Regions from separate parts of the Homo sapiens genome. Here region 2 is linked to region 1. Evidence: chromatin contacts called from ENCODE Hi-C or POLR2A ChIA-PET data. All regions are on one chromosome and are shown on one strand. The core of a region is the stretch at or near the end of the contact, and the rest is flanking DNA. Distances in the headings are between cores, read along the strand shown. Region 1 holds the start of FAM200A (family with sequence similarity 200 member A). Region 2 overlaps EPHB4 (EPH receptor B4).

Region 1 (3,892 bases), core at 735-3,234:
AGACGGAGTCTAGCTCTGTTGCTGAGGCTGGACTGCAGTGGCACGATCTCAGCTCACTGCAACCTCCGCCTCCAGGGTTCAAGTGATTCTTCCGCCTCAGCCTCCCGAGTAGCTGGGATTATAGGCGCCCAACACCAGGCCCAGCTAATTTTTGTCTTTTTAGTAGATACGGGGTTTCACTGTGTTGGCCAGGCTAGTCTCAAACTCCTGACCTCGTGATCCACCCACCTCGGCCTCCCAAAGTGCTGGGATTACAAGCCTGAGCCACAGCACCTGGCCAACGAACCCCTTTTCTTTGGTACTGTGTCACTTAGCCTCTCTCAATAATGCAAGTAACTTTCTGTATGTTGGTGGCACAAATGGAAATGAATGTGGGGCCATAGGTTTTGCTTAGCTGAATGTTAAATTCAGTCTATCGGCAGATTCCAAAATTGGAAGAGACCTTGAGATAATCTATTTTACTTTACTTAGGACACATTTGAGACTTGGTGGGTCTATGTGTTTCATCCAAGAACATCAATGGCAGAACTGGTACCAGTCCCCAATGGTCCGCTGCACCGTCCACAAATTCCCTTCTCTCCTTTATCCCTCGATGTCAAGCATAGATACCTCCCACAACTGAAAACCCCCCATGTCCGAAATTGCTCATTTAAAACCCTTCCTGGCAGGGCGTGGTGGCTGACCCCTGTAATTGCAGCACTTTGGGAGGCCGAGGCGGGCGGATCACCTGAGGTCAGGAGTTCATTTTCCCAGCCTGGCCAACATGGCGAAACCCCGTCTCTACTAAAAGTACAAAAATTAGCCGGGCATGGTGGCAGGCGCCTGTAATTCCAGCTACTCAGGAAGCTGAGGCAGGAGAAGCTTGAACTCGGGCGCTGGAGGTTGCAGTGAGCCGAGATCGCACCACTGCACTCCAGCCTGGGCGACTCTGTCTCAAAAACAAAAAAACCAACCAAAGAAACAAAAAGACCCCTTCCTAAAGTCTTGAAAGGAAAGGGTGAAGTGTAAATGAGCTTTTCCTATTATATCCAAATCACTTCTTTATTCAGTAGGCTTCAAACATTCTCTTTTTTTGTTTTTGAGACAGAGTCTCACTCTCTCTCTCTGTCTCCCAGGCTGGAGTGCAGTGACGCGATCCTGGCTCACTGCAACCTCCGCCTCCCGGGTTCAAGCGATTCCCCTGCCTCAGCCTCCCAAGCAGCTGGGATTACAGGCGTGTGCCGCCACGTCTAATTTTCTGTATTTCTAGTAGAGACAGGGTTTCTCTAGGTTGGCAAGGCTGATCTCAGAACTCCTGGCCTCAAACGATTCGCCTGCCTAGGCTTCCCAAAGTGCTGGGATTATGGGCGTGAGCCACTGCGCCCGGCCTTCACTCTAATCACCACCATAATGGTACTGGGTTTGAGGGTGAACATATCATCCGCGGACACTGGCTTAACGAGCCCATCCGAATAAAACAAATTATAAGGCCAATGGCACTTGGTATCGTGTAAGATCGCCAGAATTTTACAACTCGGGGTACCCAGGAAACCAGAAAAGCCCCCACCACAAGAAAAACCAGTGGGCACAACTGGGGAGCACAGATATCTGACTGGGGTCATTTTGTCCGCGCGTCTTTGGGGTAAAACACCAGGACTGGGGGTCCAGAAGGGACACGCAGACCGCCTCTCTCCAGTCCCAGGGGTGTCTCCAATCCGGAAACCAAAACTTCGTTCCCTTCCCACCTGTATCCAGGGACACCTCTGCTGGGGGACAGCGCTTGCCACCGCCGAGGCTGGCGCGAGGAACGGGGGCACGGACCCGCTTCCACTCCGTCCCGGGCGGTCGTGGCGAGGGGATTGCAGGACACAGCCATGCACGTCCAACTCTGTCCCCGCCCGGAGAAGTCTGGGATGCTGGGATAGAAGGGGTTGTGACTTTGGGGACCAGGAGCACTAGACTCACATCCAAGCCCCCTGGCCTTCAGAGCCCAGGGAAAGCGTCACAAAAGCCGGAAGTGCGTCACACCCGCCTTCCGGAGCTGCGCTCCGCTTCGGGGTCCTCTCTAGGATCGCGGGAGGACTTTGCATCCCTGTGTAGGGCTCTAATCTCGGGTTTGGGGATCTTGCTCCTCAGCTTGTCCGCTCCGAGGAGGTGCACAGGGCGGGGAAAAAGGGATGAATTTCCCTTTATACCGCCCTGCTCAGATATTTATATGTTCCTTCTATTTTTCTTGATGACAATAATTGTAATAGTTACAATAAAAATAGTGATTGTCTGTGGCAGAGGAGCTGAATGAAACGAGGGTGGAGACAGGAAGATCAAGAATAAATGGTTTCACAAATCGAAGGGATTGTCTCTTGAGACGCTGATTATGTACGTATTGCCAGTTGAATGGGCAGTATTTTCAAATACTTGATCTATAGGCAACAGACGTTCTTTCCAACACTAGATAGTTATAAAATTCTGAGTTTGCCTTATGTTTCCAGGGAGTTTTCAGATTAGCAACGGTGAAATAAGTTGAATTTGAGGCGTTTTTGCTGTCCAAGTGTTATTGTAATAATTAGGGCTTCTATGATTAGATCAAGAATAACTTCACCTTTTATAAAACAGTAACTGAGACCTTGAATGGCTGGGGCATGACTCTAAAAGTTCTGGGCAAGTCTGTGGTACAGCCCAATAAGATAAAAGCCTACAAAAGGAACGGCTACCTGATACAGAGCCTATGATTACGTGGTATCCCGAATTACCTTCTAGACCCTCACTAATGCTCCATTCCTTAGGGGGTTTGATCTTGCTATGGTTGCCATTTTCTACCTACCCACGAGTCTTCTCAATAATCCACTTAAGTGCATCTTTGCTCCATATATATATATACACACATATATATACACACACATATATATACACATATATATACATGTATATATATATACACACACATATATATATATACACACACATATATATATATATATATATATATATATATTTTTTTTTTTTTTTTTTTCCTCCTAGGGCACCGTCAAATCCAATCTTTGCTCCTTTATCACTGGCTGGCTTTCTAACCTACAGTCCTCCGTGATGACATCATAGTCTCAACTTATTCCTCCAGATACATCCTCATATTTCCTTCCAGGGTTCCAAGTCATCGCTAAGAGTCATTACATTGCTACACACTGTATTTTTCTTCTTTGTCTAAAGTCTCTCCTCCCCACCCGTCCCCATTCCTACACTGAAGTGCCTAAAGGGTCCAGGAAGGCAGATTACTGAATGCAGTTGACTGGGTATATGATTTTGTATTTATGTTGTGTGTGTGGCAGGAATTGTAGGCATCTCTATAACGACTCCTTTCTTTGCCTACGGACCTACTGGCACAAGAAACTCAAAGTGGCCTGGTGGTATTCTGTTTTCAGTTCAGTGGCACGATTTAATGTTTCCTAGAGGAAATGTTCTTCCTGGAAATGAGGATCATAACCCAGCTGGCTCCAGATTTCGGAGCGAGGAGGCACAAATTCTACAGGTGAGTGGCTGGGTGTGATAGTAATAGAGGCTACTCCTGTATGCACATAGTCCTACTGGAGACACAATACTATATATCCATTTTGGCCCAATGCATTTCAGCGCATATACCATATTCTGAAGAACTGCTCCCAACTTTGCAAGGCATTACATCTTAATCGCAATTTAGCCCAGTCTTCAACAGGCCATTCCAAAACCCTATCTGGCTAGCTGCTTCTGGATGATGAGTATGCACCATGAATTTTGTAGCTTCGAGTTCACTGTCACACCTCCTTGGCTATCGGTGGGTTCCTTAGTTTCAGGTATGTCAATGGATAAGGCACCCTGTAAGCTCTCAGATGGTGGTGCTGCTGGAGGCAAAGTAGTTGGGGAAGACAAGCTCATTTAGAGC
Region 2 (3,892 bases), core at 935-3,434, 1.3 Mb after region 1:
AACCAGGGAGGATACTGAGTTCTAGAAATGTGTTATACTCTGCGCTTATCCTCTGGGATGACACGCCCTGAGGTCACCTTTATGGGAATGAAGCAAGACCCAAACCCGGGAAGGGAGGGTCCTGCCCAGCGAGACTCTCCCTTGCCCTAGCTGGAAGAGCATTCATGGTGGGGAGCTGGATGTGGCAGGAAGGCTCAGGGCAGCCTGGAGCTCTTGGGGCTGGACCTCAGGGGGCTTCTGCAGCCCCCTGCCCTGACCCCAGCTCCCCACACCGGGTCTTCACTCTTGGCCTCTCTGCTGCACCTCTGCAATGCCCATTAACCTTTCTTTCTCCAGCTACAGCTCTCTAGGACACCTTATCTAGCCCGGATGTCTGGTTGGCAGGGGAAGAGGGTGGGCCTGGGCAACATCCTCTGGATGGACCCCCCGAGTCCCTCCCACACCTCCTCAGGGGTACAAAACATGGGTGATGTGTCACCAAGGGAAAGGGGACAGAGAAGAGCCTGAGGGACTCCAGAAGAGGGCTGTAGAGGTGGGAAATTGAGACAAGCCTCCCTGGACCGGGAAGGGCCCCAGCTGTGATTTGGGGTCCAGCACTGACCCAAACACGTCAACAGGGGGCGACTCAAGTGCAGAAATGGAAAAAGGTTGGGCGCGGTGGCTCACGCCTGTAATCCTAGTACCTTGGGAGGCTGGGAGGGGAGGATAGCTTGAGGCCAGGAGTTTGAGATCAGCCTGGGCAACATTGTGAGACCCCCCCCAACCCGTCTCTACAAAAAATAAAAAAAATCAGCTGGGTGTGGTAGTGTGTGCCTGGAGGATTCCCAGCCACTCGGGAGGCTGAGATGGGAGGATCCCTTGCGCCCAGGAGTTCAAGGTTACAGTGAACTATGATCATTCCACTGCACTCCAGCCTGAGTGACAGAGTGAGGCCCTGTCTCAAAAAAAAAAAAAAAAAAAAAAAAAAAAAGAAAAAGAAAAAGAAAAAGCAATGGACCAGGTTAAGCCAGGCTGGTCCTTGTCAAGACCTGCCCCTGCAGGTGCCCGGGGGGAGGCCAGAAAGATCCCTGGAGAAAAGGACACAGAAAATGGCAAGAAAGAAAGCGGGGCATTTGGAGGGGTAAGTTGGGGGAAGACAGGAGGTTCCCCCTCCCCTTTCCAAGAGGCAGGGAGAACCTGCCCGGGCAGCATCTTGAATGGGAGAATTGTCCTCGGCGCGCGCTTATCGCTTGTGTACACACGTGGGGGGGTCCCTTCTTCCCTTCCCCCACAGCCAATGCAGACACTCTCCCCGCACTGCCTCTAAATCTACCCCAGCTGTCAACATCTGGCCCCCATCTGTGTCCATCCACGGAACCCCCTGCTCCAGCTCCTGCCCCAGCCTCCCTCTCCAGTGGCTGTCGGGCAGGGCTGGGAGCTCAAGGCCTTCCCTCCCTCTCCTGCAGCAGCCTCTGGCCAGGACTGAGGAACCAGGACAGGGGAGGGAGGGGACAGCCCCACCCCGGAGGTGCCCCAGGCTCTTGGCAGAGCCAGCTGGAGACGTTAGAAGCAGCTGCGAATGATTCATCTCGCTCGGCCCCCACCCCACCACCTCAAACATACCCTGGGGCTGATAACCAAGTTCCAGCCCCTACAGCCCTGCAGCCTCCAGACCTCTGACACCTCTCGGTCAGCCACAAAGCCCTCCCTACCCAGCCCCACTCTCCTTAGAAATCTAGTCCATCACCCCCATCACCCCTGGAGCTGGGACACGTCCCATTTTCTTTTATTTATACAAAAAGTTACTTTTTTAAATATAATTTAAGAACCCCTCCAAGCACCGGCGTCCGTTTCTGGGTTCCACCACCAACTACCGCCCTTTTCACTACCTCACCCCACACCCCTTCATAGGACACAGCTTGGGGGTCCCAGGCGGGGTCCGGGGATGTGGGATGACCAAGGCACTGTTCTGGAAACAGACATGATGATGGGCCCCTGTTTCAACTTGGGCAAAGGAGGCCATAGTGAAACAGGTTCCCTCCAACACAAAGTTATGACAAGGACGGTAGAAAAACAAAACGAAGAAACAAAAAGGGAACGGGGAGAAAAATTAAGACCAAAAACAAAACTCAAAAACCTTCAATATGAAGGCAGCAGCTGGGGGAGGGGCATTTACAAGGGAAAAAAATGATTGAGTTTGGTGGTGACAGCAGCAAGTTGGGACTACAAACCCCAATGATTTTGTCACTGGGCCCTGACACCCCTTCTTGCCCCCTGGGACAGCCCCCCCACTCTGGAGCTGGCAAGGGAGTCACACTCTCTTTGGTCTGCGGGAACGCACCCATCAAGGTGAGGGGGGCACCTGGGGAGGCTGGGAGATGTTGGGCACTTCCTTTTCCTCTGGTCACACCCAGTCCTGAGGGAAAGGCGCCCTCACCCTTGGTCTGGAGTTCCCCGAGGTGGCTGGGGGGTGATTTTCCCCTCCTATTATGGCAGAACCCCCAAATCCTGTCTCTCCAAATTGCCAACTCCTCACCCCACGGGCTCAAAGTGCAATCCAGCGGGGCACAGGGCTGGGGGCCTCTGTGAGTCCCCACTCTGCCCCGGAAAATGGGGAGGCGGTGTCCCTGGGGTGGGGAGTTCCTGCAGGTCAGTACTGCGGGGCCGGTCCTCCTGTCCCACCCGGGGTTCCCGGCTTGGCCTGGGACTTCATGTGCTGGACACTGGCCAAGATTTTCTTCTGGTGTCCCGCCAGAGTGACTCCGATTCGGAGCAGGTCCCTGCAGAAGGAAAGGAGAGCTTGGTGAGACCCTAGGTTCCCTGTGGCCGCTCTCCTCTCTTGGCTCCTGAGACGGTCCTAGCCTCAGGATTGTAAGCCAATCAGAAAAGCCAGCGGGGGAGGGAGAACAGATGTCAACAGTTCCCGGGCAGTTTTTTTAAGAGCTGGGCAGCCATCCTTCTGTGCAACCGCAGAAGGGGGTAGGGCTGGAGGCCAGAGGCAGGGCCTTTGGCTTGGGTGCCAGGGAAGGAAAGAAAAGAGAGAAAAGCCCGCAAAATGAGACTGGGGGAAGAGGCTGCACAGATTGCCGTAGAGGGAAATGGAGTGTGAGAAAGAAAAGGCCGAAGTGGGAGAGGAAGAGCTGGGTGGAGAGGAAGAGGAGGTTGCTGATGGCTGGAGGCTGAGATAAGGGGAAAAAAGGGAGAGGAGGCCCCCTGGGTCAGAGAGAGGCTGGGAAGAATTAGGGAGGGATGTGCCCAGGCCCCGTGGGGCAGGGGCAGACTGGCCTGAGACCCTCTGGCTCTAGCCTCCTGAGTAGCTGGGACCACAGGCACGCACCACCATGCCCAGCTAATTTTTTTGTTTTTGTTTTGTAGAGATGGGGTTTTGCTATTTTGGCCAGGCTGCTCTCAAACTCCTGGGCTCAAGCAATCGGTCCACCTGAGCCTCCCAAAGTGCTGAGATTACAGGCGTGAGCCACCACCTGGCCTTCACATTTCTTTTTTTTTTTTTTTTTTTTTTTTGAGATGGAATTTCACTCTGTCATCCAGGCTGGAGTGCAGTGGTGCGATCTCGGCTCACTGCAACCTCCACCTCCCGGGTTCAAGCGATTCTCCTGCCTCAGCCTCCTCAGTAGCTGGTATTACAGGCACGCACCACCATGCCCAGCTAATTTTTGTATTTTTAGTAGACATAAGGTTTCACCAAGTTGTCCACAATGGTCTCGAACTCCTAACCTCAAGTGATCTGCCCACCTCGGCCTCCCAAAGTGCTGGCATTACAGGCATGAGCCACCATGCCCGGCCTTCAGATTTCTATTCCTTCTATTTCTGTTATTCAACCTGGGGTGAGAGGAGATCTTGGGAGAGGAACGGGAAGGCAGAAAGGGGGAGTAGCAGACAAAGGCCAAGTGGG

The links. A loop is a pair of places that touch in the nucleus more often than their neighbours do. ChIA-PET counts read pairs that join two places held with the same protein, here RNA polymerase II (POLR2A). Pooled maps may share reads with other maps.
Region 2: a pooled map shows a loop between it and region 1 (6-fold over the local background). The contact joins the enhancer-like site here to the promoter of FAM200A in region 1. A Hi-C loop is called at or near these places in 1 of 50 pooled maps. POLR2A ChIA-PET finds 5 or more read pairs at or near these places in 3 of 52 experiments (AG04450, GM10248 and K562).

The regions. Positions count from the first base shown.
Region 1 is chr7:99,550,130-99,554,021 of GRCh38, forward strand. It overlaps FAM200A (family with sequence similarity 200 member A), which reads right to left and starts at 1,985. Exons shown (of 2, transcript NM_145111.4): 1 at 1,725-1,985. LOC105375422 (a long non-coding RNA gene) reads left to right here and starts at 2,036. Exons shown (of 3, transcript XR_927801.4): 1 at 2,036-2,355; 2 at 3,396-3,502. RefSeq lists an enhancer at 1,542-1,731.
Region 2 is chr7:100,800,832-100,804,723 of GRCh38, forward strand. EPHB4 (EPH receptor B4) reads right to left here. Exons shown (of 17, transcript NM_004444.5): 17 at 1,734-2,759. The coding sequence ends at 2,630. Among named protein-coding and RNA genes, the nearest start is that of EPHB4, 25 kb to the right of the region's middle. RefSeq lists enhancers at 635-1,338, 1,339-2,041. Within about 2 kb of position 2,185, at least 26 of the 41 ENCODE cell types and tissues checked have a DNase peak (open chromatin) inside an H3K27ac peak, as active enhancers do.